Regions from separate parts of the Homo sapiens genome. Here region 1 is linked to region 2. A link is an interaction called in ENCODE POLR2A ChIA-PET data of the cell type or tissue named here. Cell type or tissue: PC-9. All regions are shown on one strand.

What was found. Peaks named below come from ENCODE experiments on the same cell type or tissue, not always from the same donor. Only the 100,000 strongest peaks of a DNase experiment are listed, where the experiment ranks them.
Region 1: POLR2A ChIA-PET joins it to region 2 with 8 read pairs; 2 of 35 experiments call an interaction of 5 or more read pairs at or near these places.

Annotation. Positions count from the first base shown.
Region 1 is chrX:119,116,736-119,124,735 of GRCh38, forward strand. KIAA1210 reads right to left here. Exons shown (of 12, transcript NM_001394962.1): 2 at 6,847-6,917. The coding sequence starts at 6,907. Among named protein-coding and RNA genes, the nearest start is that of KIAA1210, 7.1 kb to the right of the region's middle. In PC-9, CTCF peaks have their summits at 2,259 and 2,465; a DNase peak (open chromatin) is centred at 2,256; H3K27me3 peaks cover 1,134 bases.
Region 2 is chrX:119,371,910-119,379,909 of GRCh38, forward strand. It overlaps the pseudogene MRPS17P9. Among named protein-coding and RNA genes, the nearest start is that of SLC25A43, 23 kb to the right of the region's middle. In PC-9, no CTCF peak of the experiment used is centred here; no DNase peak of the experiment used is centred here; H3K27ac peaks cover 1,217 bases.

The DNA.
Region 1 (8,000 bases), 260 kb before region 2:
CATGAGAGGAAAGAGGACCATGATCCCACCCAGGTGTCCTGCAGAGCTTGGACTCAACCCCAATGCTGACAGCACCCTTCAACATTCATTTGATTAGTCGTCCCCTTAATAACTCAGTAACAAAGTGTCTGAGTTACTGGTAAAAGCAGAAGCCCAGGCCACAGCTTGTCATCTCTGGGCAGCTGCTATTCAGGCCAAACTCACTAGGAATTCACTTGCCTCTCAATTTCAGCTATTAACATATACACCTCTTTCTTTGTCCTAAGAAGTTCATTCATGTGAAGCAATGATTGAGGCAATGAAAGCACTTAGTACTCCCCTGACTCTACCCCAGTGGCTGGAGTCATTGCAATCCAATAGGAGAGCCAAGCTCCCACATGTGAAAAACACTTCAGAACCCTTAGAAATCCAAGTCTAAGTGGCAGTTGATACTTCCTAGCCTGCGTGCTCAAAGGATGCAGACCCAAAGAGTGAGTGCGGTTGGTTAGTGCAGTCCAGGAACACTTCCTTGAGGAAGGAATTTATGAGCAAGGGAGATGGCCGGGAATCAGAAAGAAGAAAGGGCTGCCCAGGCAAAGAAGCTGCCTGTGTAAAAGGCATGTCAAAATCAGATACCAAAGAGTTTTTCAAGGAGTGTGTGTGTGTGTGTGTGTGTGATGATGATCATTGTGTGTGTTCTTCAAGTCTTGCCAATTGGTTTGGATTATCTACAGGGCTGCTGCCCTTTGCACATGCAGATAAATGAGAGTTTGCTCTATCTATAATAATTACCAGGGCAGCAGTGAGGAGTGTGAGTTTTAAATGCCCTTAAGGTGCTGTCTGTTTGGGCTTTACTTTTTTTTTTTTTTTTTGAGACAGAGCCTCACTCTATCACCCAGGCTGGAGTGTGATGGCATGATCACGGCCCACTGCAACTTCCACCTCCTGGGCTCAAGCCATCCTCGCACCTTGCACCTTGCACCTCAGTCCCACCCCAGTAGCTGGGACTATAAGCACGCACCACCACACGTGGCTAATTTTTGGATTTTTTGTAGAGACGACGCTCTAGAAACTAGAGTTGAGTTCTAGAACTAGAGTTGAGTTCTAGTCTCAAACGCGAACTCTTGGGCTCAAGTGATCCACCCGCCTTGGCCTCCCAAAGTGCTACAATTACAGGCATGAGCCACCACGCCGGGCCTCTTTAGTTTCTTAATAAGCACATATGTCTTTATTGTGCTTATTAAGAAACTAAAGGGGAGAAGGGGGAGAGGGCTCGTGCTGCATTCTTCAAAGGGAAGGAATTAGCTCTTATTGATTTCACATGCAACAAGTGCCAACTAAGTTGTCTCATTCCAAGTCTCAACTGTCTGGTCTCCAGAAGGTCTCATCAGCACAGCAATTCTGTGCTGGCAATGAAGGGTCCAGACAAGGGAGTTGCCAATGCAGCAGCCATCATGAAAGGCTTAATGGTGTAATGGAAAGCACCATCCAAGAGTCAGAAAATTCTGGAATCCTAGGCTTGAATTCACTATCAATTAGCTCTGTGACCTGGAGTAGGTCACTCAACCTCTCTGGGACTCAGCAGGAAAATTAAAGAATTGCACCTGATCAGCATCTCCCAAAGTGTGTTCAGAGGGATGCTCATAAGATTTGTTGTATGAGAAAGGGATCCGTAGTCCAGTCAATCTGGAAAATTCTGGATTAGACAAAGTTCAGTAGCCTGCTTTTCAACAAAACTTTTCTGAAACTTCAAAATGGTTATGTATATGGTGAAGTTCCAAGAAACCAGGCAACAATATTATCTCCCAATGTATGTAAGCGGAATGTCTGGCAAAAAACACTTTGAGAAATGCTGAACTAGAGTTCCTTTAGCTTTGAAATGCTATGACTTATTTGTGCACCGATTACTCCTGAGCCTGCCAGGGTAAAGGTTCCTAAACTTCAAGGCCTGCCTTAAGTCCAGTTTCCCACCAATCAGTGAAACTCATGCTTCTCTCTATCTTCTGAACACCTAAAACTTGGCTGTTAGCATCAAAAGTTTTGCATCTGAATGTTCTTAGCCTCCTCACTCATTCATTCGTTCATTCATCTATTCAACAAATATTTATTAAGGTCAAGTACTTACCATGTTCTGGGTATCCGTGAGAAAGAAAGAAGTTATAGCTCCCTATGTCTTAGCTACCGCCCCTACATCAAGGCTGTAGGCAAGCCCTCCTTAGCATCCCCCTTAGCAACTAGCACAGTGCAAGGCATGCAGTAACAGCTGTGTCCACTGGGGAGCGCAGAATACCAACACAGCTTGTCACTTCCTTTGACTTGAGACCACTGAACAGAGTCATCCTTCAGCATACGATAATTTAAACACTGGCCCTTATAAGGAGTTGATGCAAATTATAGATGACATAGGTAAAGAGCTTAGCATATGATCTGGCATGTAGTAAGTGTTCAATAAATGTGAGCTAGTGTTAGGGACTCAGTAATTACTTGTTTATCAGGGCTGGATTCAATTCTATCTCATTAGAAGCAGCCCCATATCTATAACTGAATAGTGAACTGTACAATATGCATAATTGGAGGCAGAAGCCAGCATGGAGTAGAGCAACGAAAGATTATAGAACTGTTTGCTTGATAATTGCTGCTTAAGTAATTTCTGTTTTGGATGACTTGGGCAATTTCTTATCTACTAGAATTTGCCTATATAGGGGCATGGTTGGGAAAACTTGGCAATTCTACCTAAAGAGAGAAAGAATAAAAAATGAAAATGAAATAGGAAACGTATATTTTCTGCAAGATCCCTTTTAAAAGTGTTTTCAGAAAAAAATAATTTCTACAATAATAAAATATTTAAGGCTGGGCATGGTGGCTCACACCTGTAATCCCAGCACTTTGGGAAGCCAAGGCAGGAGGATTGCTTGAGCTCAGGAGTTCGAGACCAGCCTGATCAACATAGCCAGACCTCATCTGTATTGAAAATAAAAAAGGCCGGGCGCGGTGGCTCACGCCTGTAATCCCAGCACTTTGGGAGGCCGAGGCGGGCGGATCACGAGGTCAGGAGGTGGAGACCATTCTGGCTAACACGGTGAAACCCCGTCTCTACTAAAAATACAAAAAATTAGCTGGGCGCGGTGGCAGGTGCCTGTAGTCCCAGCTACTCGGGAGGCTGAGGCAGGAGAATGGCACGAACCCGGGAGGCAGAGCTTGCAGTGAGCCCAGATCCAGCCATTACACTCCAGCCTGGGTGACAGAGTGAGACTCCATCTCAAAAAAAAAAAAAAAAAAAAGAAAGAAAGAAAAGAAAAGAAAAATTAGCTGGGGGTGGTGGTTAGTGCCTGCACTCCCAGCTACTCAGGAGGCTGAAACAGGGGGATTGCTTGAGCCCAGGAGGTTGAAGCTGCAGTGAGCTATGACAATGCCACTGTACTCTCCCCTGGGCAAGGAAGTGAGATCCTTCTACCTCTGCCTCCCAAGGTGCCAGGATTACAGGTATGAGCTACTGTGCCCAGACGATTTATTGATTCTTGACAGGTGGATCTCATTCTGGCCTTCTGAAAGGGGAACAACTTTATGCTCAGAAGATTTAGAAACACAGCAATTGTTGCCCCTCTTGCTTCAAAATCCCATAGTGGAAGAGAGGAAAGCAAAGCTAGGATTCCCTAGCAATTCCTGAGTTGCAAACCTGCTTCTAATAATCCAGCAAAGACAGGGAGAAGAGAGTCAGCAGCTAATAGCCATTTGTGACACAATCTATAAACACTGACTAACTGGATAAAAACATGTCTAATAAACTATTTAGGCTGTAATAATGAATTCAACAAACAATCATTGTATGAGCAGAAAAATTGTACATTAACACATTTTTATGTTCCTAAATTAACAAAATGACTAGTGACTTTGGAACTGTAACAGGTGCTGAAAGTTAAGTATGCATATAGTCCAATTTCCCCCCAATTTTCCATTCTTTTCTGGGCAGAAACAACTTATTTTCCCGCAAAGATTCAAAAATAGCTAAAGCAATGGGTGTCTCTTTTAACCATGGACCCTAGAAGAAAAAGAATGTTTCCATTCCATCCTGTAGTGTGGCTCTGAGTGTGGTGGTGGTATAGCTTTGTTAGCAGGGAGCTGGGGAGACACGGAGAGATGGTAACTGCCAAATATGGTAGGTTGGCTGCTGTTGCTCTAGGTCAGTGGCTTGAAAGCTGGATACGGCCTTTGTGACAACCCATTGCCAGACATACAATGTCAGTAGCAAGGGTCTATGTCTTCAGCCTGCTTTCCATTAGGAGACCGCCCTATCCCTAACTGTATCCAACACCCCCCACCCCCACTATCCCATGAATGAAGACGAGCCCTGGTCTCAGCCCTGGGAGTGAGATACAAAGCTGGGTACTGTCCATGTGCTATGTTGCTTTTGAAACCCTAATGGAATCTGAGATGGTTGCCATATATTCAAGTCTATAAATTTGGCCTTTGAAGCTTTCTTTTTTAAAGTGTGGTGGGGGCACCTTTCAATCACCAGCAGCTAAGCCCTCCACAGGCTGTTTTTCAAAATCTAGGAAAAGCACAAAGAGTAGAGAGATCTAGACAGCAGGTATGGGTAAAAACTCACATTTGTACCCAGCAATGTTTATATGGGTCACCTATACACTGGATAACTTATGCCATCACAGGGTACAGCAGTTGCAGTCAGTGAGCTGACAGCTGAGAGCTGACAGCTGTCTGGACTTCTATAACAAAGCCACTGATTTCCCTGTCTCAGCCCAAAGACTATGCATTCCCAAGCAGCAAGTAACTTTCAACATACTCATCCAGTCATGGTCTGCAGTGTGTCACATGCCAGAAAACAGCTCATTGAAGGCTGTTTTTTCTCCAGGGAAGAAAACACAGCTAAATCTAATGAGAAATGGTTGCCTCTAAGTTGTATATTTGCTTATCCACAATGCATACAGGCAGCCCATCTGAATTGAAATGAATGAGCTTTTAAAATACATCGCATAATGATGACTTTGTTCTTTTGCATTGCTGCTTGGAAAGAAATTTATTTTTTTAGTTTTTATTTATTATTTTTTTTTTTTGAGACGGAGTCTCGCACTGTCACCCAGGCTAGAGTGCAGTGATGCAATCTCGGCTCACTGCAACCTCCACCTCCCGGGTTCACGCCATTCTTCTGCCTCAGCCTCCCAAGAAGCTGGGACTACAGGCATCCGCCACCACGCCCAGCTAATTTTTTGTATTTTTAATAGAGACAGGGTTTCACCGTGTTAGACAGGATGGTCTCCTGACCTCGTGATCTGCCCGCCTAGGCCTCCCAACGTGCTGGGATTACAGGCGTGAGCCAGCGCGCCCGGCATTTTTTTTTTTTTTTTTTTTTTGAGATGGAGTCTTGCTCTGTAGCCCAGGCTGGAGTACAGTGGCGCGATCTCAGCTTGCTGCAACTTCCACCTCCCAGTTTCAAGTGATTCTTTTGCCTCAGCCTCCCGAGTAGCTGGAACTACAGACGCCTGCAACCACACCTGGCTAATTTTTAAAAATATTTTTAGTAGAGACAGGGTTTCACCGTGTTGACCAGGCTGGTCTTGAACTCCTGACCTCAAGTGATCCAGCCACCTCGGCCTCCCAAAGTGCTGAGATTACAGGCGTGAGCCACCACGCCCAGCTGGAAAGAAAACATTTCTAACTAAACTTTCTTCCCTTTAACCTCCCAACAGCCACCTTATTCTCTGGCCAGCCCTGACTAGTTCTAAAACTTCTAAAACTGTACTCAAATATTTGGTCTTACAAAAAACAAACTTGAGAACAGAGAAAAGGCATTTCGTTGCTACCACTCTTCATCAAGATATCCTGTGCTGCCACCTTCTTTTATAGGCATCTGTTTAGTTCATATCCAAAAAGTCAATTGGTTTGGTAGTTGGGTTTGCTTTGGTGAGAAGGCCTTTCACTCATTTATTCATTCATTCATTCATTAAATATTTTGGAGTGCCTAATCTCTTTCTCTCTTTTTCTCTCTGTCTCTCTCTCTCTCTGAGACACAATACTAAACAGTGATAACACAGAGATGAAGAAGACCCAAGCACTGCCATTAAGAATCTGTGATCAGGCTCTCAGCATCCCCTGCCCCACATCATGTGTGAAGCCAGGCCCCCAGGAAGCCACAAGGAGGTTTCCCTCTGTTCTTCCAGACAAAGTTTTCTGTACCATACACCACTAAAGAAAACTCAGCAAAAGAATGGAAGAACAACCCAAAGAACTGTTCAATTCAATTCTGTCTTTACACTCAATGTCTCACATTGCATCTTATGATTTCCTTTTTATTGTGTGTGTGTGTGTAAAGCTTATCATTGTTTAGTGACATTTGCCTCCCTTTCTAATTATTCCATGCATGATCACCTATCACTCATAGATTGTGCCACAATTTAGGCAATGGATACACGAGTAAGTTTTGCCAAAGAGAATTTTTGTAAATTTAATCCTATTTAACAGAAGCCTGTGGAGGCATCTTTTGTTTCTACCTCCTTTTACTCCTCAACAAATTAATCTCTTTCTTAGATCTGAATTACTATCTACAGCAAAACCTCAGCTGAATTTGTCAGATCATGGTCTGTTCTGATTGGTTTTTTCTGATGAAGCAGAAAAAGCCTTAGTAAGTAAAACCTGGTAACCATTTTCAAAGAAGATTGCAGGACCTCAGGCAAATCTTTGACTATCAGAGTTGGAGGTGCCAAAGAAGAAATTAGAAAACTGAAAAGTAAACGTGACTGAGTCTAATGATCTGAACTTGTTTTCTTGTGCCTTGCTTCTTTGTCCTAGGAGCTAAATAAACACAGTAAACAAATCTAATTCTGGTTATCAAAGTTTTATTGGGTTACTTACCCTCATCACCGGCCTCCAGAACATCCAGACTGTCAGAAATTTCACTTAGTGATTCAGCCATTGTAGGATGACTAAAATAAAATACAAAGCAAAAAAGCAAAATATCATCATTTGATATTCAGGGCGTAATGCAATCCTTTCACCCTACCCCTTATCCTTCAGTTATATTCTTAAAATAGCCTAGAAAAAATATACAAATGGAATTGCCATTACAGAGAATTATCCTTCCTTTAAAAAAGACAATGATTCCAAATGATTCCATTTACATAAAATGTCCAGAATAGGCAAATACGTAGACACAGAGAATGTCTTGCTCAGGGCTGGGAGGATGTTTTTTGTTTTGTTTTGTTTTGGTGGGGGGGGCGTTGGTAAAGTGTACAAGATTTCTTTTTTGTTTTGTTTTTTTGTTTGCTTGTTTTTTGTTTTTTGTTTTTTTACAGGATCTTGCTCTGTTACTCAGGCTGGAGTGCAGTGGTGTGATCGCAGCTTACTGCAGCCTCAACCTCCCAGGCTCAGGCAAAACTCTCACCTCAGTCTCCCAAGTAGTTGGGACTACAGGCGCATGCCACAACACCCAACTAATTTTTGAATTTTTAGTACGGACAGGGTCTTGCTATGTTGAACTAGAACTCCTGAGCTCAAGCAATTCTCCTGCCTTGGCGTCCCAAAGTCCTGGGATTACAGGCATGAGCCACTGTGCCCAGATAAGGTTTCTTTTTGAGATGATGAAAATGTTCTAAAATTGATCGTGGTGATGGTTGCACAAATCTGTGACTGTATTTAAAACCATTGAATTGTATACTTTAAATAGGTGACTTGTATAGTATGTGAATTATAGCTCAATAAAGCTGTTACCAAAAAAAGACAAATGCAAAAAACCTGATCTATTGTTTTGTGGGTTGGGGCCCATTAACTCTGGATGCCTATTACTATTCACGGGTGTGCCCAGGGAGACAAAATTGTTTTGATAAACACACAGAGCCATAAAGAAAAGACTGAAACATCTGACTACATGAAAATTTCAGGCCGGGTACAGTGGCTCAAGCCTGTAATCCCAGCACTTTGGGAGGCAAAGGCAGGAGGATCACTTGAGCCCAGGAGTTTTGAGTTGAGGCTGGGCAATATGGCAAAACCTCATCTCTACAAAAATTTTT
Region 2 (8,000 bases):
AATGAGATTGCTGGGTTGAATGGTAGTTCTACTTTTAGCTCTTTCAGGAATCACCATACTGCTTTCTGCAATGGGTGAACTAATTTACACTCCCACCAATAGTGTACAAGTGTTCCCTTTTCTCTGCAACCTTGCCAGTGTCTGCTTTTTTTTTTTTCCTTTTTATCATAGCCATACAGACTGGCTTGAGATGGTACCTCATTGTGGTTTTGGTTTGCATTTCTCTAATGATCAGTGATATTGAGCTTTTCTTCATATGCTTGTTGTTCATACGTATGTCTTCTTTTGAAAAATGTCTGTTCATGTCCTTTACCCACTTTTTAATAGGGTCGTTTAGTTTTTTCTTGTAAATTTGTTTAAGTTCCTTATAGATGCTGGATATTAGACCTTTGTCAGATGCATAGTTTGCAAAAATGTTCTCCCGTTCTGTAGGTTGTCTGTTTACTCTGTTGATAGTTTCTTTTGCTGTGCAGAAGTTCTTTCATTTAATTAGCTCTCCTTTGTCAATTTTTGCTTGTGTTGCAATTGCTTTTGGTGTCTTTGTCATGAAATCTTTCCCTGTGCCTATGTCCTGAGTGGTATTGCCTAGGTTGTCTTCCAGGGATTTTATAGTTTTGGGTTTTACATTTAAGTCTTTGGTTCATCTTGAGTTAATTTTTGTATGATATGGTATAAGGAAGCGGTTTAGTTTCAATCTTCTGCATATTGCTAGCCAGTTATTCCAGCAGTATTTATTGAATAGGGAATTCTTTCCTCATTGCTTGTTTTTGTCAGGTTTGTCAAAGATCAGATGGCTGTAGGTATGCAGTTTTATTTCTGGGTTCTCTATTCTGTTCTGTCACGGGTGGAGGGTGTCCAGGTTCTTGGCATTTTGAACAAAGAATTGGACAAAACACACAAATAAAGCAAGGAAAGAATGAAGCAAGGAAAGCAGAGATTCATTGAAAACGAAAGTACACTCCACAGTGTGGGAGTGGGCGGAGCAGTGGCTCAAGGGCCCTGGATACAGAATCTTCTTGGGGGGAGGGAGAGCATCAGGATAAATAGCTAATGCATGGGGGGCTTAATATCTAGCTAATGGGTTGATCTGTGCAGCAAACCACTATGGCACACATTTACCTATGTAACAAACCTGTCCGTCCTGCACGTGTATACCGGAACTTAAAATAATTTTTTTTTTGAGATGGAGTCTTGCTCTGTTGCCCAGGCTGGAGTGCAGTGGTATGATATCGGCTCACTGCAACCTCCGCCTCCCAGGTTCAAGCGATTCTTCTGCCTCAGCCTCCCAAGTAGCTGGGACTACAGACACACGCCACCACGCCCAGCTAATTTTTGTATTTTTAGTAGAGATGGGGTTTCACCATATTGGTCAGGCTGGTCTCAAACTCCTGACCTCAGGTGATCCACCCGCCTTGGCCTCCCAAAGTGCTGGGGTTACAGGCGTGAGCCACCGCACCTGGCCATAAATTTTTTTTTAATGGAATGTTCGGACAGAGACCGAGACATGGGGAGAAAGCCACGTGAAGAAAGATGAAGGCAGAGATTGAAGCAATGCATCTACAAGCCAAGGAATGCCAAAGATTGGCTGCAAACCCCCAGAAGCAATGAAAGAGGCATAGAAAAGATTCTCTCTCTCAGCCTTCATAAGAAACCAACCTTGCTGACCCCTTGATTTCAGACTTCTGTTCCCTAGATCTGTGAGACAATACATTTCTGTGCTCAGTTTGTGCCACTATGTTATAACAGCCTTAGGTAATGAATGCAGCATTAGTTAATGAAGCATTGACATTGTCCAGCATAATACTGGACTAGATGTCCTTAAGGGCACTTCTTTACTTCTCTAATACACAATTTTTAAAATGGTTCAATTCAATGACAGAAGACAATAAATTGTTGGAAATATATTTAATTCATTTATTCATTCAACAAATATTCATTGAACACACTACATGGCACAGTAGGGAACAAAACAGACAATCCCCTACCCTGGTGGAGCTTACATGCTAATGAAGGAGACAGACATTAACAAAAAAAAGATAAATACATAGCCACAAACTTGTTAAGTGATATTAAGAAAATACAGGGTGTGGCCGGGTGCAGTGGCTTACACCTGTAATCCCAGCAGTTTGGGAGGCCGAAGCGGGCGGATCACCTGAGATCAGGAGTTTAAGACCAGGCTAGCCAACATGGTAAAATCTTGTCTCTACTAAAAACACAAAAATTAGCCGGGCGTGGTGGTGCACACCTGTGGTCCCAGCTACTCTGGAGGCTGAGGCAGGAGAATCACTTGAACCTGGGAGGTGGAGGTTGCAGTGCACCGAGAAAGTGCCATTGCACTCCAGCCTAGGTGACAAGAGTGAAACTCCATCTCAAAAAAAAAGAATGAAAGAAAGAAAGAAAGAAAAGAAAAGAAAAGAAAAGAAAAGACAGGGTGCTAGGAGAGAGTATAAGAGAGTATTCATAGACGTCCTCTCTGGAGAGACAATATTTAAACTGGAAAGTTGAAGGAAGAGAAGGATCTCTATGTGAAGACAGGGAAGCTCATTTCAGGCAGAAGAAACTGCATGTGCAAGGGTCTTGATGTAGAAATATGTTGGCATGGGTAAAGAACAGAAGGGCTATTAGAACTTGATATGCTTGGGAAATAAGAGAGAGAAAAAAAGTCAAAGATGACTAACTGGGAAACTGAGTGAATAGTGGGAGCTATTGACTGAGGTGTGGAAGAATCTAGGAAGAATGAAATGGGTCAGGGTAGGAAGCAAAAGTTCAGTTTTAGACATGTTAAGTTGGGAATCAGTAAATCTTCAAGTGGGAAACAATATATAAGCTTAGAGCTCAGGAGAAAGGCGTGGGCTGGAGATAGAAATTTGGGAGTCATCAGTATAGGTGGTATTTATAGCCCTGGAACTGGAAAGGATTATTAGCAAGGGAGTAAGTGGGGCTAGAGAAGGGAGAAGGGCCAAGGACTGAGTCCTGGGGCATCCTGACTCAGAGATTTGGCATTGTCAGATCTGCATTGTCATCTGAGACTCTCCCTTCCCAACTATACTGCCTTTCCCCTTTCTATCCGCAAGTGTCAAGTCTGTGTCATGGTCTGAGGCATTTCCTGCCCAATCTTGCTTCCTCCCCTTTTGTAATTCACAAGCAGACCCCAATAAACTTCTTACACTGCTAATTCTGTCTCAGTATCTGCTTCCCAGAGGACCTGAACTGACACAATTGGTACCAGGATTGGTCTGAGAAAGCAGGAGATGATTGGGGTTTTGGCACTGGATCACTTAATGAAATGAAATGAGGACTTCTTCCCAAGTAGTATGTGGACCATGGATAGTCCCTGGTACAAGATGGTGGCCCAACTGCTAAAACTGTCACTGGTAGTAACTTGGGAGAGTGTTCTGGTAAAAAGAAAATGCTCTGGCAGGTGCAATGAAGAGTAGAGATGAATAACTTTGCATAGAAGGACTGTGGACTTGGCTGGCTGTCATTAAGGTGCACAGACACCATATGAAGGGACAATTAAGTGGCTGAGGGCAGTTAACTATTGAAAACTAAGCATGAAGGCCAGAGGACCTCTTTGGTAGCTCATAAAGATGTTCTTATCTCGTTCAGTGAGACAGCAGAAAAACCTAGAGATCAAACTCAGAATGACCAAGCTTCAAAGGTGACTGTATACTCATCCAAGCCAGGTCCACGATACTCAAGTCAGCACTCCAGTTAGGCAAACCCAGGATCGTGGCAAACAGCATGGGAATGTCTAAGTGGGTGCTCCCAAAGATTTTGACTCCTCAGACTGCTCTGAACCTTTAGAGCCTGCAGCAGTAACTCATCTCTCCCTATTAAGGGCTGGCATCCACCCCATCCTTTGTGGGAAGACAGCACAAAGGCCTTTCCCTTATAAGGCACCAAGATCTGCCTCCACCTTTTCTCCTGGCTATAAGACCAGTAAGTAGGGTTAAGTCAGGGTGTAAGCCTGCCAGGGATGCGCTGGGCCTGGTAAGAAAGGAAAAGATCTATACCCCAAAGGAGTTGTAAGATCTAGCCAACATATACTAGGAGTCAGAGAGGTCCCACGGACTGGATTTAGAGTGTTTGAGCAATGGGGCCAGAACATAAGACTAGGTAAGGGAGAGTTTATTGATTTGGGGGCACTGTCCAGGAATACAGGACTTAGCACTGTGGCAAGGACCCTAGGAGTTGGTGTAAACTGGCAGTCAGGGTGGCCCCTAGAACCCTGGGGAAAGTGATAACTCACATTGAGTGAGGGTGAAATGCCTAAATTGCCAGGACAGATGGTAATGAAAGGAACTAAGTAGCGCAGGAAGGTGAATATGCTGGAGTGGTTATATAACCTGAGGCCCGAAGACCAGCCAGAGAATTATGTTGCACAGGAGGGCTCAGGAGATGCACGATTTACCAACGCCATGTGGAATGCCCTGGTGAAAGGGGTGCCAGCATCACCAAGATGTTCCATGGTGTTGCTCCTCTGCAGGCCAAGGTGGACTACAGGAGAGGCAATCACAGAGCTGGGCTTGTTAATGGAAGCCAAAGTTATAAGGGCCGAGTGACTGTGTTTAACTGCCCGAAGTCAGAAGGCTGCACTTAGACCACAGTGATTAGCAATCAGAGGAGCAGCCAAAGACACTCCAGGAGTTAAGAGGATTAATAGTGCATGTTGTCCCTAGAGGCAAAATAGGTGGATTGCCAACAAGAATATCGTTTAATTACATAATTTTTAAGTGGCAATAGATGAGGAGGAGGTTGAAGGTCAACACTCCTATAAAAAGCCATGATCTCCTGCCTAGTTCCTGGATCTGAGTTATCAGACTTAGGACTCATTGACTGAAGAGGTGGCTAGGTCCCCTGGAAGAAGAACCCTACACATCACCATGGCAATTATAAACCATAGTTTGAGTCCTTCTCCCAAAAGGACCTAAGACTTAGATGACTCTACACGAAGGACAGACATTTAGAGACTACTGGAAATTGATGTCTAGAGACCCAAAAAGTTTCTCTAACAAGGAATTCCAGGTAATAAGCAAGGAGACAGAACACAAATTTGGATAGAAGATAGTTTACCAATATAGGAGTACTCTCCTGGTATACACCCGGGGAAGGGCCCTGGAAGACAGCACAAACACAATGCTAGGATAGATCCTAGAAGCATGAAAAACATGTTGTCTGACACTAAGTGCAGTAGAAATGCCTACATTGCCCTGGCAGATAGTGAAGAAAGGAATGAGAAGGCTCAGGGAGGTGGACACGCTGGAGTGCGTATGTCATGTGAGGCCAGAAGACCCACTGGAGGATTCTCTTGTACAGAAGGACTCAGGGAACATCCAGTTCACCCAGTCCATAAGGAATGTGCTGGAGAGAGGGATGCCAGCATATCACCAGTAAATTCAATGTGGCTCTCCTCTGCAGGCCAGAGTGGATGATAGGAGGGGCAATCACAGAGCTGGGCTCATAACTAGCAATGGGGATGACGGGGCCTCTTCCATCCTGGAAGGGCCAGCAATTCATTCTCACAGGATGGACATTCTTTCTGAATATGGTTTTGCCTTTCCTGCCCACAGAACCTCATCCAGCACCACCATCCAGGGGCTTAAGGAGTGCCTGATCCACACCATGGAATCCAACACAGCACAGCATCCAAACAGGGAATTTATTTCATAGCAAAGGAAGTTTGGGAGCGTGCCTATGACCATAGGATCCCCTAGGCATGCAACATTCCACACCATTCATAAGTAGCTGGCCTGACAGAGTGATGGAATGGCAAGGAGCAGCTGAAGCACCAGCTCAGAAGCAACACTCTGCAAAGATGTGGTAGCATCCTCCAGGATGCAGTGTAAGCACTAAATTAGAGACCTCTATATGGCACCATCTCGCCAAGAGGAAAAATACATGGGTGCAGGAACCAAGGAGTGAAAGCAGGAGAACCATCATTCTCAATAACCTACTAGTAGCAAGACATTGTGCTTTCAGTCTCCACAACCTGGGGCTCTACAGTGTAAGAGGTGAGCACACTCTTGCCAGGGGCGTAGCAGGAGTCCCATTGAACTATACGCTACAGCTGCCACCAGAGCATTTTGGAGGTCAGAGACATGGGGAGTAAAAATTAGAAATACTCTGTTATAAGATGCCTGCACTACTCATGAAGCAGTATAGTGTTAGTTGAAGGTTGACTTACATTAGTTAAAAATGTACGTTATAGGCTGGGCGTGGTGGCTCATGTCTGTAATCCTGACACTTTGGGAAGCTGAGGCAGGAGGATAGCTTGAGCTCAGGGGTTTGAGACCAGCCTGGGCAACATGGTGAAAACTTGTCTCTACAAAAAAATACAAAAATTAGCCAGGCAGCATGGCACGCATCTGTAGTCCCGGCTACTTGCAGGGCTGAGGTAGGAGGATCACTTGAGTCCAGAAGGTCGAGGCTGCAGTGAGCCGAGATTGAGCCACTGCACTCCAGCCTGGGTGGCAAAGTGAGACCCGGTCTCAAAAATAAATTAATTAATTAAAATGTATATTATAAAGTATAGGGCAACCATTGCAACTGATACATTAGGAGAGGAGATAAAATGGAATCATATGAAAAGCTCAATTTAAACCAGGGAAGGCAGAAAAAGACAATAGGGAAAAAACAAAGAACAAGAGCAATAAATAGAAAACAGTTATAAAAATGGACACAAATACACACTTAGAAGAAATAAGACCTGGTTTTCAATCATCAGTAGAGTGATTAAAGTTAACGTGAATCAATTGTACATTCCAAAATACCTAGAAGAGGCCGGGCGCGGTGGCTCACGCCTGTAATCCCAGCACTTTGGGAGGCCGAGGCAGGTGGATCATCTGAGGTCAGGAGTTCAAGACCAGCCTGACCAATATGGTGAAACCCCATCTCTACTAAAAATACAAAAATTAGCTGGGCGTGGTGGCATGCGCCTGTAGTCCCAGCTACTCGGGAGGCTGAGACAGGAGAATTGCTTGAACCCAGGAGGCAGAGGTTGCAGTGAGCTGAGATCGTGCCACTGCACTCCAGCTTGGATGACAGAGCAAGACTCTGTCTCAAAAAAGCAAAACAAAACAAAACAAAATAGCTAGAGGAGAATAATTCAAATGTTCCTAGTTAAAAGAAAAGATTTATGTTTAAGATGATGGATATTCTAATTACCCTGATCCGATTATGTAAATGCATCAAATTATCACATGTATCCCAAAAGTATGTACATCTAATATGTATCAATTTAAATAAATAAATATACGAAAGAAAATAGTTATAAAGATGGTAGATATTAGTCTGACTATATCAAAGTCACTTTAAATGTGAATGGTCTAAATGCACCAATTAAAAGACAGAGATTGTCATAGTGGATAAGAAAATAAGCTCCAATTACACACTGTTTATAAGAAATCCACTTTTAATATAAAGACATAGACATATTAAAAGTCAAAGGTATGGTGGCTCACACCTGTAATCCCAGCACTTTGAGAGCCTGAGGCGGGAGGATTGCTTGAGCCCAGGAGTTTGAGACCAGCCTGGGCAACATAGTGAGACCCCATCTCTACAAAAAACTTAAAAATAAAGTAAAAAGATAGCCACAGATATACTAAAAAAACAAAAAACAAACAAACAAAAAAACAAAAAAACACTGAACACAAGAAAGTTGGGGTAGTTATATTTCTATCAGATAAAGCAGGTTTCATAACAAGGAATGTCATCAAGAATAAAATGGGGATCATTCTGCGACCGGCACTCCACAGGTCAGATGGCTGCAAAGCAGTGGCGGAGGTGACCATAGCCACATAATGTCCATAGTTCGTTTATCCGTCCATGCCAAATGGATTATGGGGAAGGTGACTGGGACAAAAATGCAAAAGACTGCTAAAGTGAGAGTGATCAGGCTTGTTCTGGATCCCCATTTATTAAAGTATTATAATAAGCAAAAAACGTACTTTGCTCACAATGCCCTTCAGCAGTGCACAATTGGGGATATCGTGCTTCTC